Regions from separate parts of the Homo sapiens genome. Here region 2 is linked to region 1. The links are chromatin loops, found by intact Hi-C in ENCODE. Cell type or tissue: heart left ventricle. All regions are shown on one strand.

Region 1 (5,000 bases):
CATGTTAAAAAGGGATACAAATTAAATTATCATATTTTGAAACACACACAAAAGAAAGTCTAACAAAATGCTGACAGTTCCTCTCATTTTTTTTAAAGAGACACGGTCTGGCTCTGTAGTCCAGGTTAGAGTTCAGTGGCACGGTCACTGTAACTGAACTCCTGGGCTCAAGTGATGCTCCTGCCTCGCCTCCTGAGTTGCAGGTATTCCAGGCGTGAGCCCAGCCAGCTATTGTCTTGTATGGGATTATGCCTGATTCATCTTTTCTACCTTTCTCAATGTTACACATTTTCTATAAAGAGCACTCTCTCGTAATTAAAAAAACAAACAGACTTCATAATAAAATAACCCAACAGAATCTCAACTAACCCAGAATCCAAATAAGAGGCTAATTGTTTTGGCTCAACTCCCTTTTTCACAGAAAAATAATAAAACAAGATGATAAAGGAGCCCGCCTTCCCTCCCGTCTGCACTCTGTTCCTGGGCAGGGAGGCGTGCAGCCCAGCAGCCTGTGGCAAACAGCTTGCATTCTGCACAGCAGACTTGTCTAGATAACCACCCACGCCCCTCCAGCTCCTTCTCCCCAGGCAGGCGGAGCGAGCTCTGTGTGCTGGGCTCCACTGACAGTCAGAAGAGTGAAGGGTGTCCCACCAGCAAGCTCCTTCTTCCCAGAGTGAGCTCTGTGTGCTGGGCTACCTCGACAGTCGGAAGACTGAAGGGTGCAGCGAGAGTGCCCTGCCCCTCCCTCCTTCAGAACCACAGCTTAGCCCTGTCACAGAGACAGCAGCTGAACTGTGCTCTGCTGACTCTCCCTACACATCTGCCCATGGGCACCTGCATGCATCTACAAGAGAATGACGGGGTCCACGGGCAGTGGAATAAAAATCATTTTAGACATCACCAAACGGCCCTGAAGGAAGCCACCCACATCCCTCTCATCCACAGCTCCCCGGAGCCCCAGCCAGGCTGCTCAATGGCTGAGGAATTACCACACTGCCACATACATGCCATGGTCTGGCCTGCTTTTGACTTCATTTGTTGGTGTGGGTGGGCACTGTCACCTGGGCAGAATCCCAGGATGATTCTGTGAATAACCACAGCAGTCCCCAGGGCAACCAGGTGGGTGAAGAGAACCCCAACCAGTCCTTCCAGAGGCCCAGCCACAAACAACGGATCTGGGGCCCGGCTGGACCTCTGGGGTCAGAGTTCTAGGACTTGGAGTCAGTCTCACGTCTGTGAGGTGAGGGCCACCAGAGACAGGAGGGAAGCTGGGGAGACTCTAGGAAGGGATGGCAACGCTGCCTAGAAGAAAGTTCCATAGGAAGAAGTTTCAGGGATGTCTGGAGATGAGGCGTGGTCTGGTTAACTCTCCCTTGGCCAGAGCCGTCTGACCCTTCCTAAAACTCTGGGGAGGCTGTGGTGGCAAACGTGGCCTTGGGAGTGAAGCTCCTCTTTGCAATCATTCCTGTGTTTGGATTTACCTGCTTTTTCAATAGCGTTCACTAAATGCTTTAGTGAAACAGCCTAGTTTTGCTCATTAGTACCTATTTCCATTTTCGGTGAAGCTCACAACAATCCTACACATTTCACAGACGTCGCACACACACACGGAAGCGTCTACAGTGCGCGCTATCTCCACGCTTGAGTCGAACACACTAAAATATCTCATTGCCAGCGCTTTACACTCACTCAGACGCCGTGGCACGCTAGCACAACACCCCGTGTGTGTGAAACATCTCGCCTACAGCATCCAAACGCTTTCGTGAGCTCTTAATTCAAACAGTTTATTCTCAGAGCAGAGGAATCAATGCTAGTGAAAGAATCAAACTTATCTGTCATCCAAGGAATTCCATTTACAAGATATTTATGATGGGCCTTTCCCCCCTTACCTGATTAATTCATACGTTTCTCCCAAGAGTGGATTAAATGGTTTGCCGGTCCTCTCCCACTGGGAAGCCACAGCCGAAACAGCAAAAGCAGCCACAGACTGTAAATAATCCACGGGGGGGACAGGCACAGCTTCAGTTAGGAAACGCGCTGGAGAAGATGGCCTCTTGTGGAGGGCGGTGGGCACCTGGTTTCTGTCACTATTTGTTCCGTGTGCGTTTTCAGTTTTCCCCGAGCAGTGTGTCTGAGATTATAGGACTTCCAGGGAATGCCCTTCATCACCCGCCACTCCCCCGACAGCACAGAAAGAAGGAACTGGGTGCTGCCTTCCACCCCCGGAGCCAGGCCCTTCTGGCAGATGCTGCAGCAATGTCAGCCACTCCGTCTGATATGCACACACAAGGCCACACACTCAACACACACACCCCAAGCACTCATTCACAGAGGCATGCGCACACACGTGCACACGTTATGTGCACCCACAGTCACACACTTGTATTTTGTTATTTTTTAGACACAGGGTCTCACTCTGTCACCCAGGCTGGAGTGCAGTGGCGTAATCGTGGCTCACTGTAGCCTCTAGCTCCTGGGCACAAGCGATCCTCTCTCATCAGCCTCCCAAGTAGCTGGCATTGCAGGCATGCAACACTGCACCTGGCTAAGTTTTAAAAAATTTTTGTAGAGATGCGGTCTCACTGTGTTGCCTCAGCTGGTCTCAACCTCCAGGAGCAATTCATCCACCTCAGCCTCCCGAAGTGTTGGGATTACAGGCATGAGCCACCGTGCGTGCCCAGCCCACAGTCACACACATGCACACACATGGGGTGCGGTGGTGCAACAGGACCCAAGAGAAGCCCAAGGGCAGAGCCCACCGCCACCTTCAGCTCCAAGAGGCGGAGTCTCCCGGCAGGAGGCGGCAGCAGGGAGCTCTTGGGGCCACTGAGAGCTCAATGGCATTTCCGGCAAGTTCTGTCATCACACACCTGTGGTGACAGGACAAATGCCACGACCGCCAGGCAGGATGGCACTGAACACTGGGGGGAGCTGTGCGAGTCCTCACAGATGCCTGGGGCCCCAAGACTGTGTGGCCAGACATGCAAGGGGCATCACTTTCATGACAAACTCCTGCCTGGCACCCCTAAGGCCCACCTGCATCCTCTCCAGGGGCTGGGGCTGGCAGGAGGCCCTGTGGATGAGGTACACGTGCTCCATGTACTCCGTGATCCGCTGCAAGAAGCTCAGAGGCTCGTTGAAGGCGATTGGCATCGTGATCTTGGACAGCTCCTGGAAAGATGGGGAAGACTCGCTGGTTACTGCTGCCTTCCTGACACCGCTGGGCTGCCCGATGCCCCTGCTCTGAGCATCCCTTCATGGAGCCGCAGCCTCTGGGGTTGAACCGGATCTTCAAACCCCCCATGGGTGAGCCACTCCCTGCCCCATCGGCCCTGCCCTGTGAGCCTCAGCTGCCATCAGACCTGACACACAATCTGTGCTGAGCCTGCAGAGGTCTCTGGCATGACACCCCTGAATCCTCTCTGCCTCCCCAGCCCACCGCCCCATTCCAGACACAGAGACTGCCACAAGGGCTCTTGGGCCCACCTGCGCCCCCTCCCCTACTCCACATCTTCTCCACCCCACTTCCAGAGTAGTGGTCCCAGGCTGGGCACGGTGGCTCACACCTAAAATCCAAGCACCCTGGGAGGCCGAGGCGGGTGGATCCCTTGAGGTCAGGAGTTCAAGACCAGTCTGGCCAACACAGCGAAACCCTGTCTATACTAAAAATTCAAAAATTAGCTGTGCATGGTGGCGCACACCTGTAATCCCAGCTACTCGGGAGGCTGAGGCAGGAGAATCGCTTGAACCCAGGAGGTGAAGGTTGCGGTGAGCCGATATTATGCTATTGCCCTCCAGCCTGGGAGACAGAGCCAGACTCCGTCTCAAAAACAAAAAAACAGAGTAGTGGTCCCAGGCAGAGCCACCCACGCCGTTAAAAATAGTCCCTGGCTTCCCGTCCCTCCAGGATGCCTCGGACACACCTGAACCTGGCAAATGAGGCCTCCCATAACATGGCTCCATGTGGCTTTCCCCTAAGGCCTTCCGAGTTGGCAAAGGAGTCTCAGGTGTCTGCTCCCAGGCCCTGGACGGCAGGGCGCATGGCTTAGTGGGGGAAGCTGGGAAGGTGCCAAGGGGACGAGTGCCCACAGGGGCCACTCTTCCCACCGGGCTTCCAGGAAAGGGATCCCAAGGGCAGTAGGCATTCCAGGGAAACACAGCTGTCACCTCAGGGCAGGCTCTTCAGGAAGGAGCAGGGTCTGGGGTGGGCAAAGCAGAGGCAGAGGGAGAGGGACAAGGAGAGAAGGAGAGGACCAGAGAGACCAGAAAGGGACAAGGAAAGGACCCAGAGAGGCCAGAGAGGGACAAGGAGAGGACCCAGAGAGGCCAGAGAGGGACAAGGAGAGGACCCAGAGAGGGACAAGGAGAGGACCCAGAGAGGCCAGAGAGGGACAAGGAGAGGACCCAGAGAGGCCAGAGAGGGACAAGGAGAGGACCCAGAGAGGGACAAGGAGAGGACCCAGAGAGGCCAGAGAGGGACAAGGAGAGGACCCAGAGAGGCCAGAGAGGGACAAGGAGAGGACCCAGAGAGGGACAAGGAGAGGACCCAGAGAGGCCAGAGAGGGACAAGGAGAGGACCCAGAGAGGCCAGAGAGGGACAAGGAGAGGACCCAGAGAGGGACAAGGAGAGGACCCAGAGAGGGACAAGGAGAGGACCCAGAGAGGTCAGAGAGGACCCAGAGAGGCCAGAGAGGGACAAGGAGAGGACCCAGAGAGGGACAAGGAGAGGACCCAGAGAGGCCAGGAGGGACAAGGAGAGGACCCAGAGAGGGACAAGGAGAGGACCCAGAGAGGCCAGAGAGGGACAAGGAGAGGACCCAGAGAGGGACAAGGAGAGGACCCAGAGAGGCCAGAGAGGGACAAGGAGAGGACCCAGAGAGGCCAGAGAGGGACAAGGAGAGGACCCAGAGAGGTCAGGGAGGGACAAGGAGAGGACCCAGAGAGGCCAGGAGGGACAAGGAGAGGACCCAGAGAGGCCAGGAGGGAGTGGAGGAGGAGGT
Region 2 (5,000 bases), 79 kb after region 1:
GCTGAATATCCATATAATTTATAAAAATGATATCCATACATCAGGGTTTTTTTTGTTTGTTTGTTTTGTTTTGTTTTTTTGAGATAGGGTCTTCCTCTGTTGGCCAGGCTGGAGTGCAGCAGCACAATCGGAGCTCACTGCAACCTCGACCTCCTGGGCTCAAGCCATCCTCCTGCTTCAGCCCCAAGTAGCTGGGACTATCAGTGTGTGCCACCACATCTGGTTATTATTATTATTTTTTAAGAGACAGGATTTCACCACGTTGGCCAGGCTGGTCTCGAACTCCGGACCTCAAGCGATCCACCCGCCTCGGTCTCCCAAAGTTCTGGGATTACAGGCATGAGCCACTGCGCCTAGCTGGGTTTTAAAAATTTTACTTTTTTTTTTTTTAGAGATAGGGTATTGCTCTGTCACCCATGCTGGAATATGCAGTGGTGTGATCACGATTCACTGCAGCCTTGAACTTCTGGGATCCAGCAATCCTCCTGAGTAGCTGGGACCACAGGTGCACGCTACCATGTCTGGCTAATTTTTTCAAAAATTTTTTGTAGATCCACAAACCTTGAGGCAAAAAAAAAAAAACAAAAAAACAAACAAACAAAAAAGACATGGTCTTGCTATATTGTCCAGGCTGGTCTTGAACTTATGGGCTCAAGTGATCCTCCTGCCTCAGCCTCTCCAAGTGCTGGGATCACAGGCATAAGCCACTGTGCCTGCCCATACATCAGGTTTTTAGTTCAAATGCACATGCAGTCTCGGGGCCCCTCCTCAACCCCGCTGCACTGCCCCAGGGCACCTGCCTCTCAGAATGACGTGTCCACCGTTGCCTCCGTCCCCTCCATCAGGGCCTCCAAACTCCTTGCGGGGCTCACTGTGGAAGCAGCTTGCCCCAGCGCCTCCGTTTCCTCCACAGACAAGCACTCTCCGATAGTCCACAAAGTACCTTTTCTACAGAGAACACAAATATCCCACGTCATCTCAACACTCCAAGGTCCTTTCAAGACACCATGCATCCATTTGAGATGTACATCTTCTATCTATAACAGCCTATTAAAATTAGAGGTTAATGACACTAATATTGCTAATCACTTCTAAATTCCGAAGATAAAAAACAGTCTCCACAAGTCAGTTGCATTTGTAGACTGAGGTAAATCCACAATGCAGATGTAAGTATTCTGTGTGGACCTACACTTCAAAAATTCAGCATTTCTTACTCTGGGTGAGACTGATTTAAAAACCAACAACAAAAATCAGCATTTCTAAGCTAAAAAACCCACATCTTGTTTAGGAAATATTCCTTATATAATGTGTCTTTCCATTCAAAAAAACCATTCCTGAAATCATAGATCTTTACTCTTAGAAAGTTCTAGTTTCCCAGGATGCGATAGAGAAATAGGAAGTTAGAATCGTTCCTGGACAATTACCAGGCTTTCGACTCTGAAGAAAGAGTATTTTCTGGGGCCTGATGAAAACAGGGCTCATTTAAAAAATGTGGTGAGGCAAACAGAGCCCCTCGCTGGAGGGAAAGCTGTTTTGTTTTTTGTGGTTTTTTTTGAGGCAGAGTCTCGCTCTGTCGCCCAGGCTGGAGTGCAACGGTGGGATCTCGGCTCACTGCAAGCTCTGCCTCCCAGGTTCATGCCATTCTCCTGCCTCAGCCTCCTAAGTAGCTGGGACTACAGGCACCCGCCACTGCGCCCGGCTAGTTTTTTGTATTTTTAGTAGAGACGGGGTTTCACCGTGTTGGCCAGGATGGTCTCGATCTCCTGACCTCGTGATCCACCCGCCTCGGCCTCCCAAAGTGCTGGGACTACAGGCGTGAGCCACTGTGCCCGGCTAGGAAAGCTGTTCTGTAGGTCACTAAGGTAGGTGCAATCTGGATGAAGAGAGAGAACCAACCAGGTTACTGTTCAACACACAACAGCTCCTACCACAGGAGGGTCAGCTCCCGCAGCCCAGGGTGCTGCAACCTCACCACACGCTGGGGAGGACACCTGGCTTCTGCCCACGTGCACAGACAGACGTGCCCTGCCCCTGACAGCCACCCAGGGCTGCTGCCTCTGCACTCCGATCCAATACTCCTCAAATGCAGTTTTTTTTTCTTTTAAAAGAAAATTTTAAAACATTTAAAATTTTTAAACACAAAAATTTAAACACAAAAAAAAATTTAAAAATTTAAAACACAAACATTCTAAGATTCTTTGGCACCACCATGTGGGAAAACCACGAACTGTTATTTCCAAATTTCAATGTGTAATGCTGTCATGCGCCAACGCAAGCAAAATCCACCAGACAGGGAGGAAAGCCCCACTGGTGAGCACTTCGTGGAGGACAAAACCTCGACTCACTTTCTCTCCTGGGGAGGAGACAAGCCTGTGCTAACGCTTCAGCTATTTGAGCACACATCCCACCAAAGCGGCTTTTCCACTGGAAGTGCTGTTTGTCCCAGTAATGCTTATCTGGAGCCCCTCCATTCAGCAGGAAACGAAGGGAGTCATAAACGTGCATTTTCTTGAATTTATTAGAGACAATTCATGCTTTAAATAGGAGGTTTTGGTAAATAGAACAAGAAAAACTTATAAGGCTTAAAGAACCATAAAACGGAAGGTATATTCCCCCCTACTTGTTTTATTTTTATTTATTTATTAATTTAAAAAGGTTTTTTTTTTTTTTTTAGTAGAGACAGGGTTTCACCATGTTGGCCAGGCTGGTCTCGAACTCCTGACCTCAAGTGATCCGCCTGCCTTAGCCTCCCAAAGTGTTGGGATAACAGGCATGAGCCACCGTGCCCAGCCTCCGCATTTGTTTTAAATTAAGAAATAGCCACACATATGAAAGGATATATGTAACATACATGTAAAATACACAGGCTCATGGGAAAATGAGCAGCCTGTATCACGGCTTTCCAAGCACGCAGCGCCTCTCCCAGCCTGCTGGGATTTGCTGAGCGTGGGATTTAGCACGCAGGCCTGCGTTTCACCCTGTCATTTTCAAGAAGCTCCACGTGCCCCATCACTAAGATCATCAACTAACATCAACAGAGATGAGACCCAGAGGAGGACCCGAAACCACACCCTGTGCCTTCTGAGGAGGAGACAGGCAAGCTGCTCTAACTCCAGGAGTCTCACCAGCTTTTTCTCAGAGAGCAGCTTCTTCCCCGGGAGTTCCTGATGCTTGGCGAGGTCCGCACGGCCGACCGAGAGCAGCCTGGGAGAAGCCCGCTGTGGCAGTAGCCGGCTGGGCTTCAGGCCAGCCCATGTGGACAAAGCCCAATGCCCCACGCCCTGAAACACGGTCCTCAATCTTGCTGAGAAACACCTTGCAGGTGCCATGGCCCCTACAGAAGTCAAATTGGCAAAATGAGATACTTGGTTTAATGCTGGGCATGAAACAGAAACTGAAGACGAGGGCCTCATGCAGCAGGTCTTTGTGCACGTTTCTGAAACAAACAAGTGAACTGATGAATCCGATTTTCCTGGTCACTCACCCTCTCGGCCCTGGGTCACGTCTTGCCCTCTGACCCGTCAGCCTATCTGTGACTTGGGAGCAGGATTTCTGTACAAAGGATTTAAAACATGAAATCTTCCACAACACTGGACACATCCTCTTATGGAATAGCAAGGTTCCGCTCAACGAAAATATTAAAAAGGAAATCTGAAGTGCAAGTCAAAATTTCTTGAAAAGAAAAACACCCATTTATTAAAATGTTATCAAGAGTGTTATCCTGTGTAATTTTAAAGTTGTTACATTGGAACACAAGAATATTAAACATGGGGCATAGCGGCTAAGCACCCAGGCTCTGGAAAGTAACTCTAAGGGAAGGCCATCCACCTGTGTGGCCTCGGCCTCCTCACACGGCTGGGTGAGGACGGGCTGAGCTGATCCACACGGCTGCACAACCGCGGCCCTGGCTGTGGCACCGATAGAATGAGAAGAACACACTTGGCCCCTGCTCCTGGCTCCTGACACAGAGCTCTCAGAACGCTGGTAATTTCCTGAGTGACAGGGGCGATAGGGGTGCCTGACACAGAGCTCCTAAATCCCTTGGACTTCCCAGGTGACAGGAGAGTCTTCTGTTCTAATGAGGCACCTCTTGGTGGGCTCCTGGATGGCCTTGGGAGGGGGCTGGTCATCATAAAGACCAAGCCACGATGAGAAGCCTGGACCTTTCGGCCCCACCCCCACCCTCCAAAAAGGGCAGAGGGGCTGGAGGCTGAGTTCATAACTGATCATGTCTCCATGATGAGGCCTCCATGGAAATCCTGGAACTAGGGGCTCTGGAAAGCTTTCAGTTTGGTGAACTCATCCCCGTGCTGTAAGGCCAGCCACACAACTCCCTGGGGACAAAGGCTCCTATGCTTAGGACCCTCTGGGCCTCGCCCGTGCCCCTCCTCACCCAGCTGCCTGCCTGTGCCCGCTGTGGCATCCTTTATAGTAAACTGGCAATGCAAACCAAGTGCCTTCCTGAGTTCTGTGAGCCACTACCGCAAATCATCAAACCTGAAGGGGTCGTAGGAACTCCCAATGTGTAGCCAAGATGGACAGAAGTGTGGGTACCCCAGGGACCCACTACTTGCAATTAGCATCTGAAGTGGGGGGTGACTGAGCCCCTAACGCTGGGGTCCCTGATAACCGCGGCAGGGTCAGACTGAACTGAATTACAGGATGCCTGGCTGGTGTCTGCAGAGGACTGGCGAATTGTTGGTGTGGAAAACCCACACATTTGGTGCCTGATGTGTAGTGTGGGTGGAAATATCCCCGGAGCGACAGGGTTGGCACAGCTGCAGACTCTAAGTGCCAGCTACTGTCACTCTCAAAGCCTCATTTAAGCTGTCACTCATTCAACAAGCCGCTCATGACAGCCGGCTACCTTGCAGGTGCCAAGGGCACAGTGAGGAAGTCCTGACCCTGCCCTCCAGGAGAGGACAGCCCCTCTCCCTTCACCATGAGCACAAATACCTGCCTGCTCCCAGAGCTCCCCAGTCTTCAGCAGGTCGCACAGG

The links. A loop is a pair of places that touch in the nucleus more often than their neighbours do. Peaks named below come from ENCODE experiments on the same cell type or tissue, not always from the same donor. Only the 100,000 strongest peaks of a DNase experiment are listed, where the experiment ranks them.
Region 2: it touches region 1 in a loop (2.1-fold over the local background); 6 of 110 quality-filtered maps call a loop at or near these places.

What each region holds. Positions count from the first base shown.
Region 1 is chr20:62,270,296-62,275,295 of GRCh38, reverse strand. It overlaps OSBPL2 (oxysterol binding protein like 2), which reads right to left. Exons shown (of 14, transcript NM_144498.4): 5 at 3,037-3,171; 6 at 1,890-1,987. Among named protein-coding and RNA genes, the nearest start is that of ADRM1, 30 kb to the left of the region's middle. In heart left ventricle, no CTCF peak of the experiment used is centred here; a DNase peak (open chromatin) is centred at 3,045.
Region 2 is chr20:62,191,750-62,196,749 of GRCh38, reverse strand. It overlaps MTG2 (mitochondrial ribosome associated GTPase 2), which reads right to left. Exons shown (of 7, transcript NM_015666.4): 2 at 3,126-3,334; 3 at 801-948. The coding sequence starts at 3,329. Among named protein-coding and RNA genes, the nearest start is that of MTG2, 11 kb to the right of the region's middle. In heart left ventricle, a CTCF peak has its summit at 2,242; no DNase peak of the experiment used is centred here.